3 separate regions of the Homo sapiens genome follow, and regions 1 and 2 are each linked to region 3. A link is an interaction called in ENCODE POLR2A ChIA-PET data of the cell type or tissue named here. Cell type or tissue: HepG2. All regions are shown on one strand. Links, peaks and the distances in the headings refer to the core of each region. The heading gives the core; the rest is flanking DNA.

Evidence for each region. ChIA-PET counts read pairs that join two places held together with the same protein. Peaks named below come from ENCODE experiments on the same cell type or tissue, not always from the same donor. Only the 100,000 strongest peaks of a DNase experiment are listed, where the experiment ranks them.
Region 1: POLR2A ChIA-PET joins it to region 3 with 18 read pairs; 8 of 35 experiments call an interaction of 5 or more read pairs at or near these places.
Region 2: POLR2A ChIA-PET joins it to region 3 with 14 read pairs; 5 of 35 experiments call an interaction of 5 or more read pairs at or near these places.

What each region holds. Positions count from the first base shown.
Region 1 is chr17:1,807,572-1,813,765 of GRCh38, forward strand. It overlaps SMYD4 (SET and MYND domain containing 4), which reads right to left. Exons shown (of 11, transcript NM_052928.3): 3 at 4,400-4,544. Among named protein-coding and RNA genes, the nearest start is that of SMYD4, 19 kb to the right of the region's middle. In HepG2, for the core only: no CTCF peak of the experiment used is centred there; a DNase peak (open chromatin) is centred at 3,250.
Region 2 is chr17:1,734,267-1,740,460 of GRCh38, forward strand. It overlaps WDR81 (WD repeat domain 81), which reads left to right. Exons shown (of 10, transcript NM_001163809.2): 8 at 1,306-1,451; 9 at 1,773-1,952; 10 at 3,099-4,319. The coding sequence ends at 3,419. Among named protein-coding and RNA genes, the nearest start is that of SERPINF2, 5.5 kb to the right of the region's middle. RefSeq lists enhancers at 1,095-1,612, 1,613-2,128 and a silencer at 2,369-2,663. In HepG2, for the core only: no CTCF peak of the experiment used is centred there; DNase peaks (open chromatin) are centred at 1,715, 2,335 and 2,795.
Region 3 is chr17:1,647,343-1,653,536 of GRCh38, forward strand. RILP (Rab interacting lysosomal protein) reads right to left here and starts at 2,524. Exons shown (of 8, transcript NM_031430.3): 1 at 2,235-2,524; 2 at 2,070-2,163; 3 at 1,858-1,964; 4 at 1,457-1,702; 5 at 1,008-1,153; 6 at 493-615. The coding sequence starts at 2,462. PRPF8 (pre-mRNA processing factor 8) reads right to left here. Exons shown (of 43, transcript NM_006445.4): 40 at 4,306-4,446; 41 at 4,072-4,211; 42 at 3,766-3,968; 43 at 3,287-3,614. The coding sequence ends at 3,460. RefSeq lists a silencer at 1,833-2,127 and an enhancer at 3,761-4,271. In HepG2, for the core only: CTCF peaks have their summits at 1,118, 1,638 (motif pointing right) and 2,082; DNase peaks (open chromatin) are centred at 1,649, 2,099 and 2,749; H3K4me3 peaks cover 2,133 bases.

The sequences.
Region 1 (6,194 bases), core at 543-5,542, 160 kb after region 3:
AGGCTGGTCTTCAACTTCCAACCTCAGGTGATCCACCTGCCTCAGCCTCCCAAAGTGCTAGGATTACAGGTGCGAGCCACCGCGCCCGGCCTGAGGACGCTCTTTATGTACTGAAATGGAATGACCTTTAAATTATTACTGTTAAGTGGAAAAGGCATGGTGCTGAACAATATGCGCAGAATGTTACTGATGTAAAAACACGGTGTGTGTGCAGGAGTGGAAGGCTGTATTTACACACGCCTGGAGTATGCTCTGGAAATATACTCAACAGTGCTAGTTTATGGGAACAGAAAATCATGTGGTCAGGGGACAGGAGAGGCAGATGACGCTGGACACTCTTGCACTTTTAAAATCTACATGAACAGATTCCCTCCTCACAAATAAATCGATATAATAATAAAACCGTAATCATCACAACCAGTACTGCTTGGGATATGGAGAAATTAATATCCCCATAGTCTGCCAGAGGGGATGTTAACTAGTTCTTTCCTGGAGAACAATTCAGCATCAAATACCAAAGACCTTAAAAAATACATTCCTTCTGCCCCAGCAATTACCCTTCTAGGAATTTATCCTAAGCAAGCAATCAGATATATACACATATTTACATAGAAAGATGCTCATTGCAGTATTATGATCCCGAACAATTTGCCAACATTAGGAGATGTGAAATCAAGTACGGTTTTTTCTCTGTCATGGAACACTAAGCCAGCCGTAAAGAACCATGTTCCAGTGGAAAATTTAATAACATGAGAAAATGGGCACAATCAATTGTCGAAGGAAAAAAGCAGGTCACAAAAGAGAAAGTGCAGCATTATCCCAATTTTGTAAAAGAAAAACGTATTTTCGGAGGAAAAAGTCTGGCTGGATGGACGTAAGCAAAAATGTTAACAGTGCCTATCACTGGTTATGAGGTTTTTTTTTACTCTTTATGCTCCTCTGTACTTTCCGAAGTAAACATATATTACTTTTACAATCAGACAAAAACAACAAATATTTTTAAAAAGAAAGAAAATAGCAGCTTTCTAGAAAATTGCAGAGTACCATAATCACCAACATACTGGCTTCATGAAATAGGAAGGCTCATCTCCCTCCACATTCAGAGCAAACCTTAATTTTTTCTCTGGCTTCAGTTTTTATTTTCCCTGTTTTCCTTGAAGAACTTCCCATGTGATCACATTTATGATGCACATACATAAAGTTGAAGAGATTAGCTCTGAAAAAAGAACTATTAAGCCATTTATCACTGGATCATTACACCTAATGGACTTTAATCCCTCAGCAACCACTAAAGCTTACATTATTTAGCTAAATACTTTATTACAACACTACAAAGCAGGGATTTTATCAGCTGTAGAAGCTGCTGTTGTAGGTGTGATCGTTTTTGGAAAATTAATCCCAAACTTCAAGCACGTTCAAGCATAAACCTGTTAAAGATTCAGAGTAGGATGTACACCCTTCAAATGAAAAACAAATTTTGTTTTTAACAGAGACAGGGCCTCGCTGTGTTGCCTAGGCCTGTCTTGAACTCCTGGGCTCAGGCAATCCTCCCGCCTCGGTCTCCCAAAGTGTTGGAATTACACGAGTGAGCCACTGTGCCCAGCCTACCCTTCAAATTTAAACTTATTCTTTTAATATCCAAGGTCACAGAACTGGTGCAAGAGATTGTCATACTCCTGCTTTAAGCCCATATAAGTATCTTAAAAGCTACGGAAGGAAGTTGCTCAGGGGATCTTGTTCCAGTTCTTACTATGAAAGCAGGACAATAAGAGTCATTTATACATTATTATTATTGTTATTATTATTATTATTTTTTTTTTTGAGACAGAGTCTTGCTCTGTCGCCCAGGCTGGAGTGCAGTGGTGCGATCTCGGCTCACTGCAACCTCTGCCTCCCGGGTTCAAGCAATTCTCCTGCCTCAGCCTCCTGAGTAGCTGAGATTACAGGCGCCCGCCACCACGCCCAGCTAATTTTTTTGTATTTTTAGTAGAGACGGGGTTTCACCATGTTGGTCAGGCTGGTCTCAAACCCCTGACCTTGTGATCCACCCGCCTCGGCCTCCCAAAGTGCTGGGATTATAGGCGTGAGCCACCGCGCCCGGCCTATTATTATTGTTTTGAGACAGTCTCGCTCTGTCGCCCAGGCTGGAGTGCAGTGGCGCGATCTCGGCTCACTGCAAGCTCCGCCTCCCGGGTTCACGCCATTCTCCTGCCTCAGCCTCCTGAGTAGGTGGGACTACAGGCGCCCGCCACCGTGCCCGGCTAATTTTTTGTATTTTTAGTAGAGATGGGGTTTCACCATGTTAGCCAGGACGGTCTCAATCTCCTGATCCACCCACCTCGGCCTCCCAAAATGCTGGGATTACAGGTGTGAGCCACTGTGTCCGGCCCATTTATACGTTATTTTACAGATGGGGTCTTGCTATGTTGCCCAGGCTGGTCTTGAACTCCTGGGCTTAAACAATCCTCCTGCCTCAGCCTCCCAAAGGGCTGGGATTACAAGTGTGAGCCACTGTGCCCAGCCAAGAATAATAGATTACTAATTCTATCAAGCTAACAGTCTCATCAGACATTCAGACAAAAATGGCATGTAGTTCAACAAGGGCTGACAGACATGGGCAAGGCAGGCGAGGGGCCCATAAGCTTACTGCTACAGGGTATCGGAAGGAATATGGAAATAGAAGTTTCTTGAAGAAATTCAGAACACATAAATTACTTTTTTTTTTTTGAGTCAGGGTCTCACTCTGTCACCCAGGGTAGTGCAGAGACCAGCCTGGCCAACATGGCGAAAACCCATCTCTACTAAAAATACAAAAATTAGCTGGGCGTGGTGCCGCATACCTGTAATCCCAGCTACTCAGGAGACTAAGGTGGGAGGATCGCTTGAACCCGGGAGGCAAATGTTGCAGTGATCACAGCTCACTGAAGCCTGGAACTCCCGGGCTCAGTGACCCTCCTGCCTCAGCCTCCTGACTGGCTGGGACTGATATGGGAGGGGGGCAGGGAACTGCTGTGTAGAGAAAGGCGGGTCCCTGGGTAGGGCTTCACCCTTGGGCCTGTGTCCACTGACCCAGGTGAGGACAAGCACTCCCGCCTTCGCGCCCAAATGTTGCATTTTCCAAGACCACCCTGGTTTGCCACGCCCCCCAGCCTGGGCCTATAAAAACCCAAGACCCTAGCAGGCAGACACATAAGCAGCTGGATGTTGTCAGGAGTATGCCGGCGGAAGAGCAGCCGACAGGCATCGGCATGCCATCGACCAGTGCAGAAGGACACGGACTTTGGCCAGAGCAGCTGGTAAAGAGGTGGGCCTCTGAGTGGCCTGACTCCAGGGGAAAACCATCTCCCTTCTGGCTCCCAACCTGCTGAGAGCTACTTCTACTCAATAAAACCTTGCACTCATTCTTAAAGCCCACGTGTGATCCGATTCTTCCAGCACACCAAGGCAAGAACCCGGGATACAGGAAGCCCTCTGTCCTTGCGACAAGGTGGAGAGTTTAACTGAGCTGGTTAACACAAGCCGCGTATAGACAGCAAACTAAAAGAGCACCCTGTAACACACGCCCACTGGGGCTTCAACTGTAAACATTCATCCCTAGACACTGCCCTGGGGTCGGAGCCCCGCAGCCTGCCCATCTATATGCTCCCCTAGAGGTTTGAGTAGCAGGGCACGGAGGAAGCGAGCCACACCTCCATCGCACGCCCTGCGAGGGGAACAAGGGAACTTTTTCCGTTTCAGGACCACAGATGCATGCCACCACTAGTCAGGCTAATTTAAAAAAAATTTGTGTGTGTGGAGAAGGGGTCTCCCTATATTGTCCAGGCTGGTCTTGAACCCCTGGCCTCAAGTGATCCTCCCGACTCAGCCTCCCAAAGGGCTGGGATTACGGGTGTGAACCACTGTGCTGGGCCTAAAAACTACCTTTTGTTTCAGACTATAACCACAGCAGAATTCCGCCAGGTTTCTTTTTCAAATCCATTCAATAAATTATAGACAAAGATAACACTGGCTATACAATTTAGCAATATGGGTCCATCTCCTGAAGAAACACGCATTGTTACATTGCTGGGCTGGGCAGGGCATGGTGGCTCATGCCTGTAATCCCAGCACTTTGGGAGGCTGAGGCGGGCGCAACACCTGAGGTCAGTAGTTTGAGACCAGCCTGGCCAACATGGCGAAAACCCATCTCTACTAAAAATACAAAAATTAGCTGGGCGTGGTGCCACATGCCTGTAATCCCAGCTACTCAGGAGACTAAGGTGGGAGGATCGCTTGAACCCAGGAGGCGAATGTTGCAGTGAGCTGAGATTATACCACTGTACTCCAGCCTGGGTAACACAGCAAGATTCTGTCTCAGAGAAAAATAAATAATAAATTGCTTGAGCTGGGAGTGTTTTACCTTAGAGTACAGCACTGCAGCTCCTGTGTAATCTTTCTCCTGAAATTTTTTGTTTCCTTCTTCTCTGTAGAAAAGAGGAGCGTCCGAGTCCTTTCCCACCAAGTAACCTTTAGAAAGTCTTTTTAGAAACAGCTCATCCTCAGGTCTGCATGAAGAAAGGAGGAAACAAAGTAAGCAGAAATGTGTTATTTCAAGGAAAGCTCTAAACCATTGCCCTCAAAACAAGAAAGTGGGCCCGCAAAACATTTCACACACATGAGGATATGTACATTGTGCAATGTGATTAGAGGAAAGAAATCTCATAGTCTCAGAGACACAGGGACCAGAATTTTTTGAGACAGGGTCTCACTCTGTCACCCAGGCTGGAGTGCCGTGGTGCCATCTCCACTCACTGCAGCCTTGACTTCCCAGGCTCAGATGATTCTCCCACCTCAGCCTCCTGAGTAGCTGGCACTAATTGGGAGGATGTGTGCCACCAGGCCTGGCTAATGTTTGTACTTTTAGTAGAGGTGGGGTTTTGCCATGTTGCCCAGGCTGGTCTTGAACTCCTGGGCTCAAATGATCAGCAGAATTTCTTTTTTTTTTTTTTTTTTTTTTTGAGATGGAGTCTCACTGTCACCCAGGCTGGAGTGCAGAATCATGATCTCGGCTCGCTGCAACCTCCGCCTCCCTGGTTCAAGTGATTCTCCTGCCTCAGCCTCCTGAATAGGTGGGATTACAGGCGCCCATCACCAGGCCCAGCTAATTTTTGTATTTTTAGTAGAGAAAGCATTTCACCATGTTAGCCAGGCTGGTCTCGAACTCCTGACCTCAAATGGTCCACCTGCCTCACCCTCCCAAAGTGCTGGGAATACAGGCGTGAGCCACCGCACCTGGCCAGAATTTCTATTTAGAGGACTGAAGGCTAATTTTTTATTCTTTATCTCATAATTATTGGCCAACGAACCATCCCTCGGATCATACATCATAAAAGATTTTTTTTTTTTGAGACAGAGTTTCGCTCTGTCACCCAGGCTGGAGTGCAGTGGTGCAATCTCAGCTCACTGCAAACTCTGTCTCCTGGGTTCAAGTGATTCTCCTGCCTCACCCTCCCGAGTAGCGGGGATTACAGGCATGCACCACCACGTTCAGCCAATTTTTGTATTTTCAGTACAGGCAGGGTTTCACCATTTTGGCCAGGTTTGTCTTGAACTCCTGACCTCAAGTGATCCGCCTGCCTGGGCCTCCCAAAGTGTTGGGATTACAGGCATGTGCTACTGGGCCCAGCCAGGATCTTGAGTCTGGAAAATGAGACTAATATATGGTGTCTTTTGAATCAAGGAGTATTCTCCACTTCAACTGCTGAAAATACTTGAGTGGCTGACAGAAGAGAGATAATGAGAATGAATCATAAAGTAAATGTAGTAAAACGTTAACACTTGCGAAATTTGGAAGAATTCACCAATTCTTTGTACTTTTTTTTTTGGAGACAGAGTCTCACTTTGTTGCCCAGGCTGTAGTGCAGCACTGGCACGATCTCGGCTCACTGCAACCTCCGCCTCCTGGGTGCAAGTGATTCTTGTGCCTCAGCCTCAGGAGTAGCTAGGAGTGTGAGCCACCACGCCCAGCTAATTTTTTGTATATTTAGTAGAGATGGGGTCTCATCATGTTGCCGAGGCCGGTCTTGAACTTCTGAGCTCAGGCAATCTGCCCACTTTGGCCTCCCAAAGTGCTAGATCACAGGTGTGAGCCACTGTGCCTGGCCTCTTTATACTATTTTTGCAAGTAAGTCTGAAATTATTTCAAACTAAGAAGT
Region 2 (6,194 bases), core at 413-5,412, 87 kb after region 3:
AGGCCTCCAGGAAGGGGGCCCGAGGGTGGGGCTGTAATGCTGCGGAGTTTGGGGAGACCCAGCGAGGCCGCCTAGGAGAACAGTTAGGGCTTCGAATCTGTTAGACTTGAGTCTGAATTGGCTCCACCGGCTTACTTGCTGAGTGACCTTGAGCAAGTTCCTGCTGCTGGAAGCGTCTCCTTTCCCATCTATAAACTGAGAATCAGAAAAACTGGCGTAGAAGATAACACACAGCCGGGCGCAGTGGCTCACGCCTGTAATCCCAGCACTTTGGGAGGCTGAGGCGGGTGGATCACGAGGTCAGGAGATCGAGATCATCCTGGCTAACATGGTGAAACCCCGTCTCTACTAAAAATACAAAAATTAGCCGGGCGTGGTGGCGGGTGCCTGTACTCCCAACTACACAGGAGGCTGAGGCAGGAGAATCTCTCAAACTCAGGTGGCAGAGGTTGCCGTGAGCCGAGATCGCACCACTGCACTCCAGCCCGGGCAACAGAGCGAGACTCTGTCTCAAAAAAAAAAAAAAGAAGAAGATAACACATGTAGGGTTTTGGCTTCATGTGTAGCAGATATTTGGTCAATGGTTGCTTATTTTTTGGCGTCACCATAGGGAGAAATATGGTTAAAAGGGGGAAAGGGATGGTGTCGGGGAAGACAGAGGGAGGTGGCATTGGGTCAGCAGCACTGTGCAGAGAGAGGAGGTTGCTTTGGGGATGGGAGCCTGGCCGGGCCATGGAAGCAGGAAGGTGGGAGAGTCAAGAAACATCTTTAGGCCGATGCAGTGGCTCACGCCTGTAATCTCAGCACTCTGGGAGGCCAGGAGTTGGAGACCAGACTGGCTGACATGGTGAAACCCCATCTCTACTAAGAATACAAAAAAAGGCCGGACGCGGTGGCTCACGCCTGTAATCCCAGCACTTTGGGAGGCCAAAGTGGGTGGATCATGAGGTCAGGAGATCGAGACCATCCAGGCTAACATGGTAAAACCCCGTCTCTACCAAAAATACAAAAAATTAGCCAGGCGTGGTGGCGGACGCCTGTAGTCCCAGCTATTCGGGAGGCTGAGGCAAGAGAATTGCTTGAACCTGGGAGGTGGAGGTTGCAGTGAGCCGAGATTGCACCACTGCACTCCAGCCTGGGCGACAAAGCGAGACTCCATCTCAAAAAAAGAGAAACATCTTTAGCATTTTCTAAGGATCCCTGGGGGACGGGAGGCAGGTGTGCGGTGAGTTGGGGGATTAGAAGCTCCCAGGGCTCTTCCGTCAGCTGCTGGGACCCCAGATCCACTGTGACTTTCCTTCCCAGGGAAGACCCTTCGCACAGTGGAGCCGCTGGACAGCCGGGTGCCCCTGACTGCGGTGGCTGTCATGCCCGCCCCCCACACCAGCATCACCATGGCCAGCTCTGACTCTACCCTGCGCTTTGTGGACTGCAGGAAGCCTGGTCTGCAGGTCAGGGGGGTCCAGTTCCCTGAGCACTCGCCTGGTTCTCTGGGGACCTGGCAAGGAGGAGAGACTCCCCAAAAACAGAAAGCCAGGATGTTGTTCTGGGGCCCTAGTTAGTTTCTCTTTGGTGCTAGATCACCCACAGCCACACATCCTGCGGGGCAGGACTCTGGCCTGTGATGGGGGTGGGGTTCTGGGCTTTTCATGCCCCCTGATGAGGGTCAGAGGCTCAGGCCTTCCTGCTGTGTGGGCTTGGGTGGTGGGCAGGGCCTTGGGGAGTGTGAGATGGGAAGGTGGTGCCTCAGCTCAGCCGCCCTCTCCCTGCAGCACGAGTTCCGACTGGGCGGTGGGCTGAACCCTGGGCTTGTCCGTGCCCTGGCCATCAGCCCCAGTGGCCGTAGTGTCGTGGCCGGCTTCTCCTCAGGCTTCATGGTGCTCCTGGACACCCGCACAGGCCTGGTTCTGCGAGGCTGGCCAGCCCACGAGGGGGACATTCTGCAGATCAAGGTGACGGGCCGGGTCTCCCTCCCCTTGCTGCCCAACCCCCGCCCCTGTCCAGCCATCACCCCTGCTTAGGGTCTGCCTGCCCGGGTTCAGGCTCGAACTGGTCTGTCTTATATACCTGGTCCAGGACTAACTGGGCAGGGAGGGTAGCCCTCTCGGTCCACCTTGGGAGCCAGTTGCACTGCAGGGGTCTCAGCAGGAGGCAGGCCATGGGGGCGGGAGCCACGGGGCAGTGGGGCGGGAGCTATGGGGCAGGGCTGACCCTGTTGCTCATGGCGATGTTCTAATGAGTAACCCTTGTCCATATTTGTCTTGCTTGGAGGATCAGGGGTCAGGCCCTGTCCGTGACCTAGTTCAGGTTAAATAAAGCTGAGCTGGGAGGCTGTTTACTGCCTGTAGACCGCTGAGCAGAGTCCATGGCCCTGCCGGGCTGCCCTGGCTGGGGGCAGGAGCACGCCTGGGCATGGGGATCCTGTCCCCGTCTCCTTCCCCTCCCCCTCCCTCCATTCTCAGTCACAGGCCTCGGGGAGCTGCTCAGGGAGGCCCAGGAGGGGAGGAACAGGGCTTCGTGTGGGAGGATTTCTGCAGGCAGCTGGGACTTTCCTCCCCAGCTTGGCTGGAGGCCAGGAGTCTTGCATTGCCCTGCTGACAGCAGGCTGTCGCTGGCTCCCTCCAGAGCCCCAGGGAACCCTCAGCTCAAGGTGCCCCCAAATTCTAACTTTCCAAGAAAGTGTCAGGAGGGCTCTGGGGTCAGCCTGGGTGTTAATCCCAGCTCTGCTGCTTGCTGGCCCCATGACCTTGGTATGGTTACTTCACTTCTCTGAGCCTCACTTTTCCTGTTTGTGAAATGGGGACAATGGCAGCATCCACCGCATAGGGTTGTTACGAAGGTCAAGGTCGTCACGTGCACGCCTGGCACCATGCCTGTGCGTAGTTCTCAAGTTAGAGTGACGACTGGGTTACGGATGCTGAGCGTATTAAAATGAACCAACGTGAATATGGTGTGTGTGGGAGGGTGGCGGCTTGTCACCCACCCAGGACGGCCTGTCTCCCTGGAGAGAAACTGCGGAGGGAACTGGGAAGGCCTTGGGGCCCAAGGGTATGCAGAAGGACCCAGGCTCCTGCTGAGGCTCTCCTCTCCCGGGACAGGCGGTGGAGGGCAGCGTCCTGGTCAGCTCCTCCTCTGACCATTCCTTGACCGTCTGGAAGGAGCTGGAGCAGAAGCCCACCCATCACTACAAGTCAGCATCCGACCCCATCCACACCTTTGACCTGTACGGCAGCGAGGTGGTCACTGGCACCGTGTCCAACAAGATTGGCGTCTGCTCCCTGCTTGAGCCACCCTCGCAGGCCACCACGAAGCTCAGCTCTGAGAACTTCCGCGGCACGCTCACCAGCCTGGCCTTGCTGCCCACTAAACGCCACCTCCTGCTGGGCTCAGACAACGGGGTTATCCGCCTCCTGGCATAGACTGAGGCAGGAGCTGGCCGGGCAAGGGTGGGAAGACATCTGCGGGCGCGTGTCCACTCACCCTGTTCCCTGAGCAGCAGCTCCCTCCAGGGAGGCCCTGGGTCCCACGCCCTGGGTGCCCACATGGCCTGCCAACTAGGGCCTGCAAATGGAGTGGGGGAGTCCTGGCCCCTGAATCACCAGAGCCACCAAGCCTGCCAGAGGGGTCTCATTCATGGCTTGGGGACACAGGGCTCCTAGCAAGCAGGAAGTTAAGAGCAGGAGGAAGCGTTGCTACCTTCACTTCTCCCCAGCTCTGCCCTCTGGGTCCACATGAGGACAGGGAAGCTCGGGAAGGGGAAGGGAGACTGGCCCTGCCCAGCCGGTCTCTAGCCCCTCAGCCCCCGCTGGGCACTCTCTGTCCCATCCCTCTAGGACAGGGAAGCTGGCCTGGTCCAGGGCACTGATGGTGCTTGGATTCCAGCCTAAGGAAGGCTGGCCGTGGTCCAGGAGTTAAGGGCTTGGGTCTGGGGTTTAAGTGGCCACCCATCCAGGCCCTGGCCAGTGTGGGACCGGGACGGGAAGGAAGAAGGAGGCTAGGAGCAGGGGGAAAAGGTGCACTTGGCCAGTGGCGCCTGCCAGGAGTGAGTCCATGCGTTGTCTGCCCACCCCTACCACAGTGTTTGTGCCTTCAGCTGAGGGGGCAGCCTCTGGGCCCTGAACCCCTGCTGGGGCTCCACGACCCTGAGAGAAGGGGTGAGAAGAATCATCTCTGCACCTCGGGTCTCTGCCAGAGGAAGACTTAAGCATCCCTGCGACCTCACATTCTAGACAGAGATGAGGTCCAGGGGTTGGCCCCTGCTGCCTTCTCACAATTTGCAATAGATGTAAATAGGACCAATAAATCCTTTGGAAGAGCCATGGGGTGAACTGAGGCTTGTCTTTTTTTTTTTTTTCAATAGAGATGGAGTCTGACTATGTTGCCCAAGCTGGTCTCCAACTCCTGGGCTCAAGCGATCCTCCTGCCTCGGCCTCCCAAAGTGTTGGGATTACAGGCATGAGCCACCACGCCCAGCCTGAGGCTTATCTTGCTGGTGGTGTCAGGGTGGGGAAAGTCGAGACCCAGCAGTTTCCAGGACAGTGAGGGTGGGAAGGGGCCTGATGGAGGGAGTGAGGAGCAGGACAGTGAGGGTAGGAGGCGGCCTGATGCAGGGAGTGAGGCGCAGGACAGTGAGGGTGGGAAGGAGCCTGATGCAGGGAGTGAGGCGCAGGACAGTGAGGGTGGGAAGGAGCCTGATGCAGGGAGTGAGGCGCAGGACAGTGAGGGTGGGAAGGAGCCTGATGCAGGGAGTGAGGCGCAGGACAGTGAGGGTGGGAAGGAGCCTGATGCAGGGAGTGAGGCGCAGGACAGTGAGGGTGGGAAGGAGCCTGATGCAGGGAGTGAGGCGCAGGACAGTGAGGGTGGGAAGGAGCCTGATGCAGGGAGTGAGGCGCAGGACAGTGAGGGTGGGAAGGAGCCTGATGCAGGGAGTGAGGAGCCGGACAGTGAGGGTGGGAGGCGGCCTGATGCAGGGAGTGAGGCGCAGGACAGTGAGGGTGGGAAGGAGCCTGATGCAGGGAGTGAGGCGCAGGACAGTGAGGGTGGGAAGGAGCCTGATGCAGGGAGTGAGGAGCAGGACAGTGAGGGTGGGAAGGAGCCTGATGCAGGGAGTGAGGAGCCGGACAGTGAGGGTGGGAAGGAGCCTGATGCAGGGAGTGAGGAGCAGGACAGTGAGGGTGGGAAGTGGCCTGATGCAGGGAGTGAGGAGCAGGTGTGAGGGCGGGAAGCGGCCTGATGCAGGGAGTGAGGCGCAGGACAGTGAGGGTGGGAAGGAGCCTGATGCAGGGAGTGAGGCGCAGGACAGTGAGGGTGGGAAGGAGCCTGATGCAGGGAGTGAGGCGCAGGACAGTGAGGGTGGGAAGGAGCCTGATGCAGGGAGTGAGGAGCAGGACAGTGAGGGTGGGAAGTGGCCTGATGCAGGGAGTGAGGCGCAGGACAGTGAGGGTGGGAGGCGGCCTGATGCAGGGAGTGAGGCGCAGGACAGTGAGGGTGGGAAGGAGCCTGATGCAGGGAGTGAGGCGCAGGACAGTGAGGGTGGGAAGGGGCCTGATGCAGGGAGTGAGGCGCAGGACAGTGAGGGTGGGAAGGAGCCTGATGCAGGGAGTGAGGAGCCGGACAGTGAGGGTGGGAAGGAGCCTGATGCAGGGAGTGAGGAGCAGGACAGTGAGGGTGGGAGGTGGCCTGATGCAGGGAGTGAGGAGCCGGACAGTGAGGGTGGGAAGGAGCCTGATGCAGGGAGTGAGGCGCAGGACAGTGAGGGTGGGAGGCGGCCTGATGCAGGGAGTGAGGCGCAGGACAGTGAGGGTGGGAAGGAGCCTGATGCAGGGAGTGAGGAGCAGGACAGTGAGGGTGGGAGGCGGCCTGATGCAGGGAGTGAGGCGCAGGACAGTGAGGGTGGGAAGGAGCCTGATGCAGGGAGTGAGGCGCAGGACAGTGAGGGTGGGAAGGAGCCTGATGCAGGGAGTGAGGCACAGGACAGTGAGGGTGGGAAGTGGCCTGATGCAGGGAGTGAGGCGCAGGACAGTGAGGGTGGGAAGGAGCCTGATGCAGGGAGTGAGGAGCCGGACAGTGAGGGTGGGAAGGAGCCTGATGCAGGGAGTGAGGCGCAGGACAGTGAGGGTGGGAAGGGGCCTGATGCAGGGAGTGAGGCGCAGGACAGTGAGGGTGGGAAGGAGCCTGATGCAGGGAGTGAGGAG
Region 3 (6,194 bases), core at 773-5,772:
TTGGCCACGCTGGTCTCGAACTCCTGACCTCAGGTGATCTACCCACCTTAGCCTCTCAAAGTGCTGGGATTACAGGCGTGAGCCACCGCGCCCTGCCAAGGGTTTATTTTATAGCTTGACACACAGCAGGCCCTGACACAGCCGCGGCTACAGTTTCACCCCCGTAAGAATAAACAGACCCAGCCAAGACAGGAACTTGAAGAATGAATGTGGAGAGGCAGTGTTGTCAGGCAGAATGGATGGCAGGCAAGGCAAGGGGAGTGGTGAGATCCAGGGAGAAGGGCGCAGGCTGGACAGCGGCCATGGGACACAGCCAGAGCAGGTCAGCAGGCCCTAGAAGCGGCCAGGCTAGGGAGGCTCAAGGGGTGACCGGGTTGGGGTGACAGCCTCAGTCTGAGACAATGGGCTCAGAGGGTGACCAGGCTGGGTCATCAGGCTCAGCAGAATGAGGGAGGGAGGCCTGGCTCCGTGGGAATGCAGGCAGGGACCTACCTGCTCTCTGCTTCCTCTGGTGTCCCTAACATCTTGGCCTTGATCTTCTTCCGCTGCTTCCGGACAGCCACCTTCATGGCCTCGAGCAGAAGGCCGGGGACCCGGTGGTCTGTGAGCAGCTCCCTAAAGAAAAGGGGCAGGGAGGGAGAAAGCCCTGGTGATGCCAGCCATGGGGATGCCAGCAGTGGAGATGCCAGCCGCAGTCCTCACTCCTGGTACCTGTGCACGCAGCTCTTCCCTGAACACGGGAAGCGCTCTGCCTTGCTGACACCCTCAGACCTTAAATTAGGTGGCCCCGTGGCCCCCTCCTAGGAGAGATTCCCTGGCTGCTGCAGCTGCAACCCTTTGTACTGTCCCTCTCCCCTGTCTGGATGACATTGCAGGAGGGCAAGGGCTGTACAATTCATGTCCTCCCAGTTCCCAGCGCAGGCCTGGCACATGTCACTGTGGACATGTCAATGACTGGAGAATGAGGTGGGGTGATCGGAGGCCCCCCGGCTTCCCAGCGTCCTCACCGCTGGAAGTAGGCCAGTTCCTCCTTGAGCAGGAACACTTTGGCTTTGAGTTCATTCCGCTCCTGAAGGATCTGCTCAAACTCCTCCCGACTGAAGCGGCACTGCCCTGCCTCCGAGGGGCGCCCGAGCTGCTGCGCGGCCTCCGCCTTTGGAAGGACAGGCACAGTCAGAGGGTCGCCTCGGCTGGCGTTCCCCCGCCCCAGGGCCATCATGGGAATGCTAGAGGAAGTGACGGGCCGGGAGACTTGGGGGACAAGGGTGCCCTAACAGATAACAGAGCAGTGCTCCAGCTGAGAGCGGGGGCCGAGGCCGGCCGGGGGCGCAGATCTGTCTGCCACCTCCCCGCTTCCTGGCCGACCTGCTGTGCAGCATGCAAACCTTGCTTGAGTGCCCACCGAGGGCTGGACGCTGCGTCCTGGGCTGGGTCCTTGCCCTCATACGGCACTCACCGGGTCCTCAGGGTTCCCTGGGGCGCCTGCGCCGGCGGTCGCCCATTCGGGCTCCTGTCCGTGCTGGTGCCCGGGCCGCCCGGCCTGCCCCCGCGCTCGCTCTTTAGCCTGCGGAGTCGCGGCTTCGCCAGGCTGCTGGCGCTCCCTCTCGCGGTCCTGCGCGGCGCGCAGCTGGGTCTGCATGGCCGCCAGCTTGTGCCGCAGCTCAGCGTTCACCAGCAGGAGGCGCTGCAGCTGCTCCTGCAACTGGGAGCGGAGCAAAGGGTGGGGTGGGCGGGGCACCGAGGGCCCCCCGGAGCCCCGCCCAGCGCCTGCCTCGCTCCGCCCCCGCCCCCGGAGCCCCGCCCAGCGCCTGCCACGCTCCGCCCCCGCCCCGCCCCAGAGCCCCGCCCCGCCCTCACCGCCTCGGTCTCCTGGCCGCGCTGCCGCAGGTCGCGGTTGTGCGCCCGGAGTTCGTCCCGCTGTCGGTCCGTGACCTCCTTGAGCTGCCGCAGCAGCGCGCGCTCCTCTGAGGAAGGGGCGTTCTTAGCGGCGGCGGCGCGCGGCCCGCGGGAGGGAGGGGAGGACCCGAGCAGGTCGTCACCCGCCCTGCCCTGGCCGGGGCTGCGCTTACCCTGTGGCCCCGCGCGCAGCTCCCTGCGGAGGCGCTCGTTCTCCTCCCGCAGCCGCCGCAGCTCCTGCTCCGCCGGCTGCGCCGACACCTGCAGCTGGGGAGACCCGGGTCTCAGGCTTCGGCCCTGCCGGCCCCGTGGGTGGCGAAGGGAGGGCCATGACTCACCGAGTCCGGGGCGGGCCCCACGGCAGCCTGTTCCAAGAGCTCCAGCGCCCGCACCACTAGCGGCACCAGCCCGGCCGCCGCCTCCGGCCCGAAACGGCGCGCCAGATCCTGCAGCTCAGTGCCCAGGGCCCCGGCTAGATGGTACACAAGCTCCGCGGCCGATGCCGACCCCGCGGCCTCCCGAGACCCCCAGCCAGGCACCCCGGGCGCCGCCCTCCTGGGCTCCATGTCTCCCAGAGGCTTAGGGCTGCGACCCCCCCACCCCACCCTCCACTGGGACGGGGAAAAGCGAAACAGTTCCGCCCCAGGAAGCCGTTTAGGGCGGTGTGGGCGGGGTAGAAGCGATAAGGGTAGGGAGGAACGAGGAAGGGAGAAGGCGTGGGGTAGGGAGATAGTGCCCTAGGTCGCCTGGGCTCTGTCCTTTCCACCCCCAAGGTCACAGGAAACAAGACAGCCAACTTCCAGCCAGGCGTCCAAGAGCTGAGGTTCAGGGCTGCAAGTGGTCACTTGAGTGGAGCCCTCCCCACAGGCCCAATCCAGGCTCCGCCCGTTTGGAGTCATGGGGCCAACTTGGCAGTGGCCCGCTCCAGGCGAGAGGTGACAGGTAGGCAGCCGGTCTCTGGCCTCCGCCCGGCTGTACACAAACTGCCTGCCTGTGTGCTTGTTTTCCTGACCAGGACTGACACAGAAAGCTTAAAGGGCTGGGCTGGACACCGCAGCCGCTCAGCACAAGCCACAGAGTTCCTAGACCCGGGAAAGGGCAACTGCTCCCAAAACTGTGGAAAGGAGGCGAGAGCTTCCAAGTAGTTTTGTGGAAAAAGCAGCAAATGTGGTCAAGGCAGCGGAGTGTGAAAGCCCAGCCCTGCCTCAGGTCTCCACTGAGTCCAGGGGCTATCTACCCCAAAGCCCTGAATAGGAAGGGGGCCTCATACTCCCCCCTTCACAGCCGAGCCCAGCATCTTGCTGTGAACCGCTCCAGTCCAGCCTCCTGTTAGACCTAAATCCAGAATTTGAGTTTGGGGGGGAAAAAAAAAACAAACCAGCCCCTGAACTCCTATTTATACAAAATTTATTATTATATTTTATTCAGGATGACAAGCCATCAGGAGGTCAACAACACAAGCACAGACAGAGGGAAAGAGGCCAAACTGCTGAATGTCAGCGGCCTGTCTGGAGGGGCTGAGGCTTCGGCCTCGGGAGGCTGAAGCAGGAGGCAGGGAAACGGTCAGGCATACAGGTCCTCCCGATCCGCAGAGTAAACCTCCCCCTCCTGCAGGAGAGCAAAGTTGAGGAAGTGAGAGGGCCTGTGCACCTCGTGGTAGAACTCTTTGGGGTTCGCCAGCTGTAGCTCATATTTCATGTTGGGGTCATGCCGAACACCTTCGGGGAGAAGGAAACAGCCAATGTTAACAGGGCTCCTGCCTCATGCAGCCTGCGCCACCTCCAAGCCAGCCAGGCCCCAAGTGCAAAGGGCGATGGCCTCACCTTATCCCTACTGCTATCCCCACATCCCCAGGCTCCTCCCACTTACCCATGAAGTTGTAGTTCCACGAGGACTGGGCAGGGACCATGAAGAAGCCAAGGAAACGGTCCGACAGCAGCATCTGCACCCTCTCATAGTGTGAAGGCAGGTAGCCCTTGGGGTTGTTGCCCTTGTCTGTGTTCTGGCGGCCCCATTCGTAGCCACTGGGGGTCAGCTTGTAGGCCGTCAGTGTACAGGAGCCTGGCGTGAAGCTGGGGGAGGAACGAGGACAGAGTAACAGCTCAGGCCACTGTTCTGGGCCCTGGCCTGCAATCCCTGCCCCACCATACTTCCTCCCAAGGAGCCCAGGCCCACCTGCATGTGATGATAATGGTCTTCTCGCCATCCCAAGATGGGTTGTCAGCCATGATCTTGGCATGGGTGGTGACATCCTGGGGTGATAACTGCGGGGACTCATTGGGCTGAGTGTGGATCCAACCTAAGGGTTCCATCTCCTATAGGTAAAGAGGAGTACAGAGCTGAATCCCATCCACAGACAGGAATCGCACCAGCTTTTCCACACTCCCAGGCTCCATCACTCCCCATTACCTTGAGGTACTCATGCTGGGGCAGCTGGCCAGGCAGGTGCACGGTCTGGTGAGTGCCCCACTGCGGCACCATCACAATGCAGCGGATCTCCTTCACCTGGGGGTTATCTGGTGGGCTCACCCCATATAGGTATCCTGCAATCTGGAGACAAAGGGGTCAGGAACCAAAACTCTTCTTAGTACCAGGTCAGAGTTGGAGCTGCCAGCCCTCTGTTTCCTTCCTTCCCCCAAGAACGAGGACAGAGTTTCTTAAAACGTGATCAGAACCCCCTGTATCAGAATCAGCTGGGGTGCTTGTTCAAAATGTTAGACATGGACCTCATCGCGGACTTACCACATCAGAATCTCCTGAGTGGGGTCCAGGAATCTGCACTGCTCACAAGCTCCCCAGCTGATTATTAAGCATAGTATTCACAAGCAAATGAGCACACATGCAGCTCAGTGTATTTTCACAAGCTGAAAACATCTGGAAAACCAGCACTTGGTGCTATTTTAAGTTTTACATTATCACCAAGAAAGAAAGAGGATCTGTTTACTATAAACTCACCCACACAGGATATTAACAATCTTTTCAAATTTGCCAACCTGACAGCCACTAAATAGTGGGTTTGAGATGGAGTCTCACTCTGTCAGCAAGGCTGGAGTGCAGTGGTGTGATCTCAGCTCACTGCGACCTCCGCCTCCTGGGTTCAAGCAATTCTCCTGCCTCAGCTTCCTGAGTAGCTGGGACTACAGGCACATGCCACCATGCCCCGCTAATTTTCATATATTTAAGAGAGACGGGGTTTCGCCACGTTGGCCAAGCTGGTCTTGAACTCCTGACCTCAAGTGATTCACCCACCTTGGCCCAAAATGATGTTTTATAAACTATAATATCCCTGATACACTAGTAAAGTTATGCATCTTTTCTCTTTTTTGAAGCAGGGTATCACTCTGTCACCCAGGCTAGCAGGCAGTGACATGATCTCAGCTCACTACACTCACCACCCTCCAGGATCAGGTGATCCTCCCACCTCAGCCTCCTGAGTAGCTGAGATTACAGGTGTATGCCACCATGCCTGGCTAGTTTTTTTTTTTTTTTTTTGTAGAGACTCCATTTCGTCATGTTGCCCAGGCTGGTCTCGAACTCCTGGGCTCAAAAGATCTGCCCACCTCGGCCTCCCACAGTGCTGGGATTACAGTCATGAGCCACTGTGCCCAGCCTGGAGTGCAGTGGGGTCATCAAAGCTCACTGCTTGCGTTCAAGCAACCTCATCCTCCTGAGTAGCTGGGACTACAGCCACGTTTTTTTTGGTTTTGTTTTTTTAGACGGGGTCTTGCTCTGTTGCCCAGGCTGGAGTGCAGTGATGCAATCTTGGCTCACTGCAAGCTCCACCTCACCTCCCGGGTTCAAGCAATTCTCCTGTCTCAACCTCCCTAGTAGCTGCAACTACGGGCGCATGCCACCATGCCTGGCTAATTTTTTGTATTTTTAGTAGAGACAGGGTTTCACCATATTGGTCAGGCTGGTCTCAAACCCCTGACCTCAGGTGATCCACCCACCTAGGCCTCCCAAAGTGCTGGGATTATAGGCATTAGCCACTGTGCCCAGCCGAGTGTTGGGATTACAGGCATGAGCCAGCACGCACACCTGGTCAGGAATTTGTTTCTGACCATATCTGTTCTCTTCCAAATACTATCAGGCCAATACTACAATTACTACCTTCTCTCAGCTGCCACAGCTTTTGCTATCTCATGGGGCCAAAACCCACCTCGTTGTTTTGGCTATCCTTGTATAATTACTCATCCATGAATCTTGAAACCAGCATCTCAAGTTCCAGACAATCTCAGGTCTGAGTTTTAGGCACAAAATGAGTTGGGCACACACTGTGGCCTAGCTGAGTCCACTTA